Linked DNA regions of Homo sapiens: region 2 is linked to region 1. Evidence: chromatin contacts called from ENCODE Hi-C or POLR2A ChIA-PET data. All regions are on one chromosome and are shown on one strand. The core of a region is the stretch at or near the end of the contact, and the rest is flanking DNA. Distances in the headings are between cores, read along the strand shown. Region 1 has its middle 20 kb from the start of SCARF2. Region 2 holds the start of LOC124905085 (a long non-coding RNA gene).

Evidence for each region. Hi-C counts contacts between places; a loop is a spot of excess contacts on that map. ChIA-PET counts read pairs that join two places held with the same protein, here RNA polymerase II (POLR2A). Pooled maps may share reads with other maps.
Region 2: a loop to region 1 is called in a map of gastrocnemius medialis, with 2.3 times the contacts of the local background. The contact joins two enhancer-like sites. A Hi-C loop is called at or near these places in 105 of 168 maps with a recorded cell type or tissue (A673, B cell, CD14-positive monocyte and 58 more), 37 of 37 single-sample maps with no recorded cell type and 48 of 50 pooled maps. POLR2A ChIA-PET finds 5 or more read pairs at or near these places in 29 of 52 experiments (AG04449, AG04450, B cell and 24 more).

Annotation. Positions count from the first base shown.
Region 1 is chr22:20,414,418-20,420,900 of GRCh38, reverse strand. It overlaps the pseudogene RNU6-225P. Among named protein-coding and RNA genes, the nearest start is that of SCARF2, 20 kb to the left of the region's middle. RefSeq lists an enhancer at 1-130. Within about 2 kb of position 2,565, at least 6 of the 41 ENCODE cell types and tissues checked have a DNase peak (open chromatin) inside an H3K27ac peak, as active enhancers do.
Region 2 is chr22:20,459,495-20,466,588 of GRCh38, reverse strand. It overlaps KLHL22 (kelch like family member 22), which reads left to right. Exons shown (of 7, transcript NM_032775.4): 4 at 1,013-1,731. LOC124905085 (a long non-coding RNA gene) reads right to left here and starts at 5,614. Exons shown (of 3, transcript XR_007068014.1): 1 at 5,483-5,614. RefSeq lists an enhancer at 2,174-2,363 and a silencer at 6,661-6,859. Within about 2 kb of position 2,253, at least 6 of the 41 ENCODE cell types and tissues checked have a DNase peak (open chromatin) inside an H3K27ac peak, as active enhancers do.

The DNA.
Region 1 (6,483 bases), core at 1,316-3,815:
TCAGGAAAGCCAAGGCAGGAGGCGCACTTGAGCACGGGAATTCGGATAGTATCTGTGGTCTTTCACCCTGCAGATACACACACAGACATGCCACCAGGCACACAGAAACACCAAGACACAGTGGGAACACGCACACTGGAACACACAAACTCCTACACACACAGGAGAACGCGGAGGCCGCTGGCAGTACTGAAATTCATCTCAGCCCTGGGTTCCAGGGAAATGGTGCTCACTGAGAAATTGCCTCTTCCTTTGCGTTCTGAGAAATAGTGAGACCAGAAGGAGCACTTTGCCCTTGTCCATTCTAAGACCCCGCCTCCAGCCTTCCACATGAGTCTCTTATTTACCAGGCCCCTCCTTCCTCATTAGTGAGTTTTCTTCCCATAGCAGTAGCCTGAATAAAGTCATCTCTTTATGTGTCTGGTGCATTCCCCCCACAGTCTTTGTGCCTTGACCTGGCATGGGTTGGACTTACCTTCCCATCCCCAATGACTGCAAGCAGGTGGTGAGCCCTCTCTGAGACCCGCAAGCCGCCCCTGACTGGCCATCAGGGTGGGGGACCTTCAGTGAGTATGACCCCTGGTTGTGTGCTCCTGGCTTTTGTCCGTTGGTGGCATAGTGACAACTTTATTTTGATTCTTTCAGTTTCATGGTCTGAACATTTGGTGGTCTCTTTAAACAGATTGGTGGTTTATAGACGTCTTGTCTCTGTTGGGTGAGAGACGACAGTGTGTGGTTTGAGAGTCTTTTCTGTTTGTTCATTTGTTTAATTGAGTTTAGTTAAAAATTTGGGCTAAGATTGGTGGCTCACATCTATAATCCCAGTGCTTTGGGAGGCTGAGGTGGGAGGATCACTTGAGGATAGGAGTTCAAAACCAGCCTGGAAAACATAGCAACCCCCATCTCTAAAAAAAAAAAAAAAAAAAAAAAAATTAAAAATTTAGCCAGGCACGGTGGTGGTGTGCACCTGTAGTCCCAGCTACTCCAGAGGTTGAGGTGGGAGGATCCCTTGAGCCCAGGAGTCTGAGGCTCACCACTGTACTCCAGCCTGGGTGACAGAGTGAGAACCTGTCTCTAAAAAATCCAAGAATTTGTCCCCAGTGGGAAGATGGTTTGGAGATGTGATCAGCCACATCCATGGATGGAGCTGTGCTGTCATTTAGGTAGGTTGGATTGGCTGTCATATGCATAGGTAAGCGACACACCCAACAGTTAGTATGCTTGAAAATAGGCCTGTTCCTTGGGTGGGGCTAACATGCAGAGGATTGGTAAAGCCTCCTGAGAGGGCGGTGGGGTCAGGGCTGGGGTTAGGAGGGCAGAGGTCAGGGCTAGGGTTAGGAGGGCAGCCTGTAAGAGTTGAAAACAAGTTAGTGAATTTGTGGTGGTTGGGCTGCCAGGGAGGAAGAGGAGTGGGAAGGGTGGGAGGAAGGCCTTTGACAGGGGTACAGTAGGAAGCAGGGTGTAGAGGAGTCAACCTGGGGCCAGTTCAGTTGTTGTGTGGACGGTGGACAGGGGTCATCTATCTTCGGGTGAGGTCATTGTCTCCATGAGTCCAGCTGCAGGGCTGAGGTCACTCACCTGGTAAAGAAGCTGGTTGGGGTGAGCTCCTGGGCCTCCCTGAGTCTGCAGTGACCTTCGCCCAATAATGGACCTCGAGACATAACCACAGCACTGTGGTTGGACAGTGCCAGTGAAGAAGCCATTGTCCTGCTGTCACATTGGGGATACCGTAATTCCAAAGCTGCCTGCTGCACACACCCCACCAGAGGTATTCCAGCGGCTGCTTCCTATTAATAGTCTGACGTGCATTGTGAGGGGCAAAATGTGCACACATGACACTCATTCGAGAGCCTCAGCAGTGGGCATTCCAATTACACTGCTGCTTCCCGTGTGTGTGTGTGTGTGTGTGTGTGTGTGTGTGTGTGTGTGTGTGTCGGGGGGGCTCCTTTATGAGTTAATTTTTTTTCTGAAACAAAAAAAATTGCTTAAATTACTTATTTGGCCAGGCGCAATGGCTCACGCCTGTAATCCCAGCACTTTGGGAGGCCAAGGAGGGTGGATCACTTGAGGTCAGGAGTTCAAGACCTGCCTGGTCAACATGGTGGAACCCCGTCTCTACTAATAACACAAAAATTACCCGGGCGTGGTGGCGCCTGCCTGTAATCCCAGCTACTCACTGCAACCTCCGCCTCCCGGGCTCCAGCGGTCCTCGTCCCTCAGCCTCCCGGTATTTGCTGGTTTTAGAGGCGGAGTCTCGGCAGGTCGACCCGGCTGGAGCGCAGAGGCTATTCCCAGGCGCGATGCCACTACTGACGCGCTCCGTTTCCAACTGGGGCTGCCTCGCCCCTCCCTAGGCGGCCTGGTGGCAGAGGCCACCATACTGATGCCGGCTTCAGTGAGGACCTGGATCGGCACAGCGCACTGCAGCGCAGAACTCCCGGTCACGCGATTCTCCTGCCTGGGCCTCCCGAGCAGCTGGGACCGCAGGCACGCGCGGCGCCGGCCCTTGGAGCTCAGAACCGCCTTTCGGACTGCATCCGGCACCAGGCAGCCAGCGGCTAGTGGGGGCCATGGAATCGTGCTGCCATCTGGCGGCTGGATGGGTAGCTGCTGCTTTTTTTTTTTTTTTTTTTCTTCTTTTTGAGGCACGGCCTCACTCTGAGGCCCAGGCTGGACGCAGTCACTCAATAACCGCTCACTGCAGCCTCCATCCCCCGGGCCCAAGACATCCTTCCATCTCAGCCTCCGAAAGTGCTGAGATTACAGGTGTGAGCCACCGCACCGGGCCGGTGCCACCTTTTTTTTTTCTTTTGAAACAGAGTATCCACTTTATCGCCCAGGCTGGAGTGCAGTGGCGCAATCTTGGCTCACTGCAACCTCTGCCTCCCAGGTTCAAGCGATTCTCCTGCCTTAGCCTACAGAGTAGCTGGGATTACAAGCGCGTACCACCAAGCCCGACTAATTTTTGTATTTTTAGTAGAGACGGGGTTTCACCATGTTGGCCAGGCTGGTCTCGATCTCCTGACCTCAAGTGATCTGACCACCTCGGCCCACCGAAGTGCTGGGATTACAGGCATGAGCCACCACGCCCGGCCGGTAGCATCTTTGAAGAGCCTAAACAAGTGGGGGTAACAGCCTGGGGGAACTTCGGCGCAGTTCTGTTTGTGCGGCCCGGTGGGGCCTGCTACGGGGATGTGGTGTCCCAGGCCCAGATTATCCCCCAAAGTAGGCATAGCCAGGTGAGGACAGCCAGAAGTCAGCGACAAATACTGTGCAGTTCCATGTATGTGGAGTATCTAGAGGAGTCAAATTCGTAGAGACAGGCGGGGCGAGGTGCCTCACGCCTGTAATCCCAGCACTTTGGGAGGCGGAGGTGAGTGAACCACCTGAGGTCAGGAGTTTGACACCAGCCTGGCAAAAATACCAAAAATACAAAATTTACCAAAAATACAAAAATTAGCCGTATGTGGTCGTGTGTGCCTGTAATCCTAGCTACTTGGGAGGCTGAGGGAAGAGAATCACTTGGACCCGGGAGACAGAGTAGCGGTGAACCAAGATTGCGCCACTGCCACGGCACTGCACTCCAGCCTGGGTGACGAGCAAAACTTTGCCTCAAAGAAAACAAATGAACAAAAACAAAACAAAACAAAAAAATTAGCAGGGCATGGTGATGTGTGCCTGTAGTCCCAGCTACTTGGGAGGCTGAGGCAGGAGAATCGTTTGAACCCGGGAGGCAGAGGTTGCAGTGAGCCGAGATCACGCCACTGCACTCCAGCCTGGGCGACAGAGCAAGACTCCATCTCAAAAAAAAAAAAAAAAAAGAAAAAAAATTCTGTAGAAACAGAAGGTGGAACCGTGGTTACCACGGGCTGGGAGGTATGGGAATTAGTGTTTAATAGGAATGCAGAGTTTCAGTTTCGGGTGATGAAAAGATTCTAGAAATAGATGGCAGTGAATGTACTTAATGTCACTAAACCGTGCACTTAAAAATGATTAAAATAGTGCTCGCTTCGGCAGCACATATACTAAAATCAGAACGATAGAAGTTTCTCATGGCCTCTGCCCAAGGGTGACACGCAAATGTGTGAAGCGTTCCATATTTTTATTTTTATTTTTTATTATTTATTTATTTATTTATTTTGAGACGGAGTCTCGCTCTGTCACCCAGGCTGGAGTGCAGTAGCACAATCTCGGCTCACTGCAAGCTCTGCCTCCGAGGGTCATGCCATTCTCCTGCCTCAGCCTCCCGAGTAGCTGGGACTACAGGCGCCCGCCACCACGCCCGGCTAATTTTTTGTATTTTTAGTAGAGACGGGGTTTCACCATGGTCTTGATCTCCTGACCTCATGATCCACCCGCCTCGGCCTCCCAAAGTGCTGGGATTACAGGTGTGAGCCACCGCACCCAGCCAAAGTGTTCCATATTTTTAAACAGATATATAGACCAATGGAACAGAACAGGGACCTCAGAAATAACACCACATATCTACAACCATCTGATCTTTGACAAACCTGACAAAAACAAGAAATGGAAAAAGGATTCCCTGTTTAATAATGGTGCTGGGAAAACCGGCTAGCCACAAGCAGAAAACAGAAACTGGACCCCTTCCTTATACCTTATACAAAAATTAACTCAAAATAGATTAAAGACTTAAATGTAAAACCCAAAAACCGTAAAAACCCTAGAAGAAAACCTAGGCAATACCATTCAGAACATAAGCATGGGCAAAGACTTCATGACTAAAACACCAAAAGCAATGGCAACAAAAGCCAAAATTGACGCATGGAATCTAATCAAACTAAAGAGCTTCTGCACAGCAAATGAAACTATCATCAGAGTGAACAGGCAACCTACAGAATGGGAGAAAACTTTTGCAAGCTACCCATCTGACAAAGGTCTAATATCCAGAATCTACAAGGAACTTAAACAAATTTACAAGAAAAAAACAACCCCATCAAAAAGTGGGCAAAGGATATGAACAGACACTTCTCAAAAGAAGATATTTATGTAGCCAACAAACATATGAAGAAACGCTCATCATCACTGGTCATTAGAGACATGCAAATCAAAACCACAATGAGATACCATCTCACACCAGTTAGAATGGCGATTATTAAAAAGTCAGAAAACAACAGATGCTGGCAAGGCTGTGGAGAAATAGGAACGCTTTTACACTGTTGGTGGGAGTGTAAATTAGTTCAGCCATTGTGGAAGACATTGTGGCGATTCCTCAAGGATCTAGAACCAGAAATACCATTTGACCCAGTGATCCCATTACTGGGTACATACCCAAAGGATTATAAATCATTCTACTGTAAAGACACCTGTACACATATGTTTATTGCAGCACTATTTACAATAGCAAAGACTTGGAACCAACCCAAATGCCCATCAGTGATAGACTGGATAAAGAAAATGTGGCATATATACACCATGGAATACTATGCAGCCATAAAAAATAATGAACTCATGTCTTTTGCAGGGACACGGATGAAGCTGGAAGCCATCATTTTCAGCAAACTAACACAGGAACAGAAAACCAAACACTGCATGTTCTCACTTATAAGTGGCAGTTGAGCAATGAGAACACATGGACACAGGGAGGGGAGTATCACACACCGGGGCCTGTCTGAGGATGGGGGGCTGCGGGAGGGGCAGCATTAGGAGAAATACCTAAGGCATGCAGGGCTTAAAACCTAGATGACGGGTTGACAGCTGCGGCAAACCACTATGACATGTGTATACCTATGTAACAAACCTGCACGTTCTGCACATGAATCTCAGAACTTAAAGTAAAATTTAAAAAAATAAATAAAATTAAAATTAAAAAATGATTAAAGTAGGCTGGGCATGGTGGCTTAAGCCTGTAATCCTAATTACTCAGGAGGCTGAGGTGGGAGGATCACTTGAACCCAGGAGGTTGAGGCTGCAGTGATCTGCAATGGCACCACTGTACTCCAGCCTGGGTGACAGAGTGAGACCCTGTTTCAAAAAAAAAAAAAAAGAAAGAAAAAGGTTAAAACGGTAAATTTTGTTATATATTTTACCACAATAAATAGAATGGGAGTAGAGGCTGAGAGCCTGTTGAATTAGGTACTGTGGAACACTGCAAGGAAGCAAAAATAGCAAAATATCGGCCAGCAAAAGACTGAATGGGCTCCATCCTTTCAGTCTGCAGGGGCTGGGGCCCCCATGGCCCCCTGGGTTAAGGTTTCAGCATCGACTGTGAGATGTCATTTGTTCTTTTCCATTTGAAGAACACGTCAAATTGGGCTGTTAAATGGAGAAACAGAGGGGATGGTCACCCCTTCTCTCAATCCTTGAAGTCCCTGTTTTAATTTATTTTGGGTCATATTAATGATTTTAATGGCTTGGGCAGGTCCTCAGGGTCTCATCTGCCAAGACCAACAGTAAGGGACAAAGTGTGGGTTTTATTCCAATTGGAGCATCTGTCCCAGTGATAGAAATTCAAGAGCAGAAAGA
Region 2 (7,094 bases), core at 1,004-3,503, 46 kb before region 1:
GAACCAGGGTGGATGTTCTGGCGGGGGAAAAAGCCAGGTTTGTTTCTGGTCCCAGCGCTTTTGGAGAGGCAGGCTCTTCCAGAGAATCCTAGGGTAGGGATGGGGATGGTCTTAGGTCCTTTCCAAACCACAGATATATGACACAGTGACCATTTGTGCTGCTTCCTGCTTTTCTGGAGAGCCAGTACTTCTTTTTTTTTTTTTTTTTTTTTTTTTAGACGGAGTCTCGCTCTGTCACCCAGGTTGGAGTGCAATGGCGCGATCTCGGCTCACTGCAACCTCCGCCTCCTGGGTTCCAGCGATTCTCCTGCCTCAGCCTCCTGAGTAGCTGGGATTACAGGCGCGCGCCACCACGCCCAGCTAATTTTTGTATTTCTAGTAGAGACGGTGTTTCACCATGTTGGTCAGGCTGGTCTCAAACTCCTGACCTCGTGATACACCCACCTTGTCCTCCCAAAGTGCTGGGATTATAGGCATGAGCCACCGCACCCGGCCGAGCCAGTACTTTTGATCTAAGAGGGAACTGACATATATCAAGGGTCCACTCCTATGTGCTCTCTCATTTTCATCATGTTCCTCTTCACTTTAATGATCCCCGTTTTATAGATGAGGAGACTGAGGCTTAGAGAGGTTAAAAACATTCTGTACGGGAGGCTGAGGCAGGAGAATCATTTCAACCCGGGAGGGGGAGGTGTTAGTGAGCCGAGATTCTGCCACTGCACTCCATTCTGGGCAACAAGAGCGAAACTTTGTCTCAAAGAAAAGCAAAACAAAACCAAAAAAAAACATGCTGTATATCCTGTCACCCAGTATGTTTCCAAACCAGGACTTAAACCTAGTCTGCAGTAAGCCCCAGTCTCCAGTGTGTCAGAAAAGGTCGGGGACAATTAAGGAGGACTTCCCTTCTGCTTTGCCTGGCCCACAACAGCCCGTATTTCTGCCATCATTCTCTCTCCCACCCCCAGATGCTGTTCACCAGCCCAGGCTTGAATGGGTGTCATTCTCTCTGCAGATCCCAGAAATTATCCATTTCTGCTGTGATTTCCTCATGTCCTGGGTGGACGAAGAGAACATTCTCGATGTCTACCGGCTGGCAGAGCTGTTTGACTTGAGCCGCCTGACTGAGCAACTGGACACCTATATCCTCAAAAACTTTGTGGCCTTCTCTCGGACTGACAAGTACCGCCAGCTTCCATTGGAGAAGGTCTACTCCCTCCTCAGCAGCAATCGCCTGGAGGTCTCCTGCGAGACCGAGGTATATGAGGGGGCCCTTCTCTACCATTATAGCCTGGAGCAGGTGCAGGCTGACCAGATCTCGCTGCACGAGCCCCCAAAGCTCCTTGAGACAGTGCGGTTTCCGCTGATGGAAGCTGAGGTCCTGCAGCGGCTGCATGACAAGCTGGACCCCAGCCCTTTGAGGGACACAGTGGCCAGCGCCCTCATGTACCACCGGAACGAGAGCCTACAGCCCAGCCTGCAGAGCCCGCAAACGGAGCTGCGGTCGGACTTCCAGTGCGTTGTGGGCTTCGGGGGCATTCACTCCACGCCGTCCACTGTCCTCAGCGACCAGGCCAAGTATCTAAACCCCTTACTGGGAGAGTGGAAGCACTTCACTGCCTCCCTGGCCCCCCGCATGTCCAACCAGGGCATCGCGGTGCTCAACAACTTCGTATACTTGATTGGAGGGGACAACAATGTCCAAGGATTTCGAGCAGAGTCCCGATGCTGGAGGTAGGACAGGGTGCTAGCTGGTCCCTTTGTCTTCAGGTGATGAGAGGGTGTGGAAGTCATGGGCTGAGAGAGCTGGTCAGGTTCCCCCCAGCCTTTCACATGAGCATCACTTGCCATTGTGGAATGAAGTCTAGGTGAATTCAGAGAAGGTGGACAGCAGTGAGATAAGAGAAGGGGACATGTGGATCGCCTTCTTTCCTGCATGTCCCCTACTCCTCAGAAACCCACTTACCCTGGACCCTTGCTCAGCCTCTTTGGGGTAGGCTAGGTTGCGAGTGCATTGTGCAGGAGGAGACGGGAGGGGAGAGGAGCCCACAGCAGGAAAGGCAGTCGGACTGGGATGGAGAGGACCTAGGAGCAGTGCCAGCTGAGCAGCCTCGCCCTCCATCATGCTCTCTCTGAGCTTTGATGCATGTTGTTTCAGTTTCCCTTCACCAGTCAGCTTTGCTCTTCTCTCTTACCTGCTTGCTAATGGTGGAACAGGCTTCCTGCTGCTGTGCCTGAGCAGCATGCGGTCTTCAGCCCAGGGGCGTGGTAAAGGCCAACAAGCATCACCGAGCCTCATGCTACATTTCCGCTCTGCCCTGCAGTCTGCCACGCACTTGGCACAATTTCCCCTGGGAAGAGGCAGTTTTCCCAAGAGAGAGTTTTGTGGACTGCTGTGGTCCGTAGGATGCGCCTGGCTCCATCAGTCACTTAGGCTGTGATCTCACAAATCCATTTCTGGGCAGAGCAAGGGACAGTGGTTCAGGCCCACAAGACTCAGCTACCATTAGATTTCCAGGGACCCCTCCACCTTACCTTGGTGCATGTGAGAAATCTCCCTACCCTTCATGCTGAAAGATGGAGCTGTGTTGGAGAGAGAGAGATTGCCAACTATTTCCAGCAGCCATGAGCTAGATGCTGACTGAGTTCATGTTCATGTTTCTATTTTCTGGGGTCAGGGTGGGGTAGGGCCTGGCCTGGCCATGCCACTTGGAATCAAGCATAGTGATCCTGGCCAAGGAGGAGAAGGCCATTTCTCAGCGACCTCTCTACTGCTGGCCCCAGGAAGTGATCTCCTTTGTTAAGCTGATGAGACTCAGAGGTTGGCAATAACACATTGTGGTTAAATATGAGGAAGGGCAGGTTTCAGAAAAAAGGAAACAGCTACCTTCATTTCCTCTCTAAACAAAGTTGTGCCCCCAGTGGGTGTGGCCACACTAGGTTTAGACTTCCCTTTGGCCAAACCTTAAACCTTCTTTTTTAGGGGGCTCGGTTTCCCAGTTGGGGGGCCAAGGCCAGACCACCCTGCTGAGAGTAACCTACAGACCTGCAAAGCCAATCTCTCCAGAGTGTTTTGGCTTCTGGCCCTTAGCAGAAGGTAGAGACAGCTGTGTGCTTGGCAGTAATGCTGGATGTTTCCACAGAGCTGTCCCTAGGGGGGTGACAGCTTGGGATTCTGCCTGCCCCTGTCCTCTGTCCACCTGCTATGGGCCATTGATCTCACTTTCACTTAAAGTAGGAGTCTGAATTTCCCCTTGTGAAGGGGTGTGAGACCAAAGCTGAACTCTGGGTAATGCTAATATTAGACCCTGTAACCAATAACCAGTCCCAAACTCCTGTCTGAGAGTAGGATCACAATGGCAAGTGGGGTCGGCAAGACCTGCCTTGAGAGAGTAGGTATCCACAGAGTGGAGGTGGCAGGAAGGACCACAGCCCTACTGGTTAACCCAGGGATGTATCATCTCTCCAGAATGAAGGCATCATTAACCTTCCAGTGGACTCAAAACTTCCAGATGAATCCTTAATTTGAATATTCTAAGATTTGGTTCTTTCTCTGCTTTCTCATTTCATCAGCCTTAGAACTGGTGAATTCTAAAAGCTATAGGCTTTTAGAATATAAGGAAACAAGATTTTGCAGTAAATTAGGCTTTGCATTTTGAGGAGTTATTACTTACCAGGTTATATCTTAAAGCATTGGTGCAGAAACCGCATATTTAAAAACCTTTCCTCTCTTGGAGCAAATGGTGTTTGTCTCCAATATACTACTTTTTCTCTTTCATTCCTTCTTTCTTTGCATCTATATTATCTGCATCATTCCTTGTACCTTTCCCATAGCCATAGCCCTGTGGATTACTGAACACCAACTACATGGTATACCTAGTAGTAGCTGGTTACATGTTGCTATGTGCCCTGACCCTACTTAAAATAATAATTTAGGCTATGTGCAGATCATGTCAATAATCCCAGCACTTTGGGATGCTGAGGCAGCAGGATCTTTTGAGCCCAGGAGTTCAAGATCAGCCTGGGCAACAAAGCGAGACCTCGTCTCTACCAAAAAAAAAAAAAAAAAATTAGCTGGGCCTGATGGTACGTGCTTGCAGCCCTGGCTACTTGGAAGGCTGAGGCAGGAGGATCGCTTGAGTCCAGGAGTTTTAGACTTCGGTGAACTATGATCATGCCCCTGTACTGTAGCCTGGGCAACAGAGTGAGACCCTGTCTCTAAAAAAAATTTTTTAAATAATAATGTAATTTTTCCTTCGGCATTTCATGGCTGCTAATATTTTAAAGTAAATTTAATTTTTTTTTTTTTTTTTTTGAGACAGAGTCTCGTTCTGTCGCCCAGGCTGGAGTGCAGTGGCACGATCTCGGCTCACTGCAACCTCTGCCTCCCGGGTTCAAGCCATTCTCCTGCCTCAGCCTCCTGAATAGCTGGGATTACAGGCGCCGACCACCACGCCCAGCTAATTTTTTTGTTTTTTTGTTTTTTTGTTTTGAGATGGAGTCTCGCTGTTTTCTGCCCAGGCTGGAGTGCAATGGTGCAATCTTGGCTCACCACAACCTCCGCCTCTGAGGTTCAAGCAATTCTCCTGCCTCAGCCTCCCGAGTGGCTGAGATTACCGGTGTACGCCACCATGCCTGGCTAATTTTGTATTTTTAGTAGAGATAGGGTTTCACCATGTTGGCCAAGCTGGTCTTGAACTCCTGACCTCAGGTGATCTGCCCACCTGGGCCTCCCAAAGTGCTGGGATTACAGGTGTGAGCCACCACGCCCGGCCATTTTTTTGTATTTTTAGTAGAGATGGAGTTTCACCATGTTGACCAAGTTGGTCTTGAACTCCTGACTTCAGGTGATCCGCCTGCCTCAGCCTCCCAAAGTGCTGGGATTACAGGCATGAGCCACCCACCGTGCCCGGTCAGTACATTTAATTTATTTAAAAAATTTAATAGACATTAAAACATTAATAGTCATGAAAATACTTAAGTCATGGAAATATAGAAGAAAAACAGTCTACTGAATTTTTTTTTTTTTTTTTTTTTTTTTGAGTTGGAGTCTCTCTGTCACCCAGGCTGGAGTGCAGTGGCGTGATCTCAGCTCACTGCAAGCTCCACCTCCTGGGTTCACACCATTCTCCTGCCTCAGCCTCCCGAGTAGGTGGGACTACAAGCGCCCACCACCACGCCTGGCTAATTTTTTGTATTTTTAGTAGAGACGGGGTTTCACCGTGTTAGCCAGGATGGTCTTGATCTCCTGACCTCATGATCCTCCCGCCTTAGCCTCCCAAAGTGCTGGGATTACAGGCGTGAGCCACCGTGCCTGGCCACAGTCTAATGAATTTAACAAGAATTCCAGAATATTTTTGTACCAACTCTAGGGTTCATGTCTGAGTTTACAATAGGATGATACAAATCTGAGTTAAAGTGACTCTCCTAGTCAGTTTCAGCTGCTATAACAAATACTATAGATGGAGTGACTTAAACAACATACCTCTATTTCTCACTGTCTGGATACTGGGAAGTCCAAGATCATGGTATTGGCCAGTTTAGTCCCGGTAAGGTCCTTTCCGTCTGTGTTCTCACATGGTGGAGAGAAAGAGCTGTAGCCTCGGGCACTAAGCCCATCATGGGGCTCCACCCTCATGACCTGATCACCTCCCAAAGGCCATGCCTCCCACTACCATCACAATGGGGGTTAGGCCTTCAACATAGGGGTTTTGGGGGAATCCAAACATCTAGTCCATAGCAATAAGTAAAATTGTTTATATCTTTATATGCAAAAATAAAGCTTATTTTTATTAGAAAAATATTACTTGAGGACTTATTCTCATAAAGTAGAAAATTAATTCAATAAAGAAGAAGAGGGATACAGGACACAACAGGGAAATAAGAAATCAGTGTAACTTTGGCTATGTCTAAATTATTGACATATGGTATCACTGTTGGTGTCTTTTTTTTTTTTTTTTTTTTTTTTTTTTTTTTTTTTTGGGGGATGGAGTTTCACTCTGTCGCCCAGGCTGGAGTGCAATGGCATGATCTCAGCTCACTGCAACTTCTGCCTCCCGGGTTCAAGTGATTCTCCTGCCTCAGCCTCCCGAGTAGCTGGAACTACAGCCACACACCACCATGCCTGGCTAATTTTTTTATATTTTTAGTGGAGACGGGGTTTCACCATATTGGACAGTCTGGTCTTGAACTCCTGACCTCGTGATCCACCCGCCTCAGCCTCCCAAAGTTCTGGGATTACAGGCGTGAGCCACCACGCCCGGCCCTGTGTGTGTCTTTAAATTTGAAGCCACAAATCCACATGAACTCAGCTTAAAAAGCTGTGAGGACAATAGACTCGAAGGAGCAAACAGGAGCACATGGAGGGTCCTATCTCACTCTGGTTGCAGACACTTGGGGTGCAGATGGTGATTGAGCCAGACTGAACACAAGAGAGGAGAGACTTGTATATAAAGGAGGAAGGCGCACAGGAAAGGCAGTGAACAGCACCATCCCAGCCAGTTGACGGGGCCCCTGTGAGTGCTGTGCCCCAATCCTGGACTGCTGGTCCCCTGCCAGACCTTCTTCTGGCTTGTGCCCCAGGTCATGCAGGTCTCAGACCCTGCCTTCTCAGGAGGCCTTTCCTGATCACTGCAAGGGAGCTCTGCCCTCCCCAGGCCCCGCTGACCAGCAGGTCACTCATCTTCTTACCTCCCTTTCTTTCTTTCACAGTGTCTGTCATTATATTAAGCACTCATTTGCTCTGGTTAGCCTGTTTCCATTCTGCAGGGGAAGGCAGGGCCCTGACCTCTTGAGGCTCCCTCTGGATGTAGTGCTGAGCACTGTGCCCCATCCACAGTGGGAGACCTGGGAATGTTGGTAGAGTGAATGAATGATTCATTGCTGGTAATCTTACTCCTTTGTTTAATTCATTCAGCAGACAGAACATAATCTGTCCTGAGCCAGAGGCTACACTGAGGTCTAGGAATATAGAAATGAACCATGATCCATCAGAACCCCCAAGTTAACAAGGACACTTTTCATGCTCGTCTTTTATGATTCTTCTTGATAGCTTTTCTAGGCAGGTGATATCACCTCATTGGACAGGTGCAGAACTG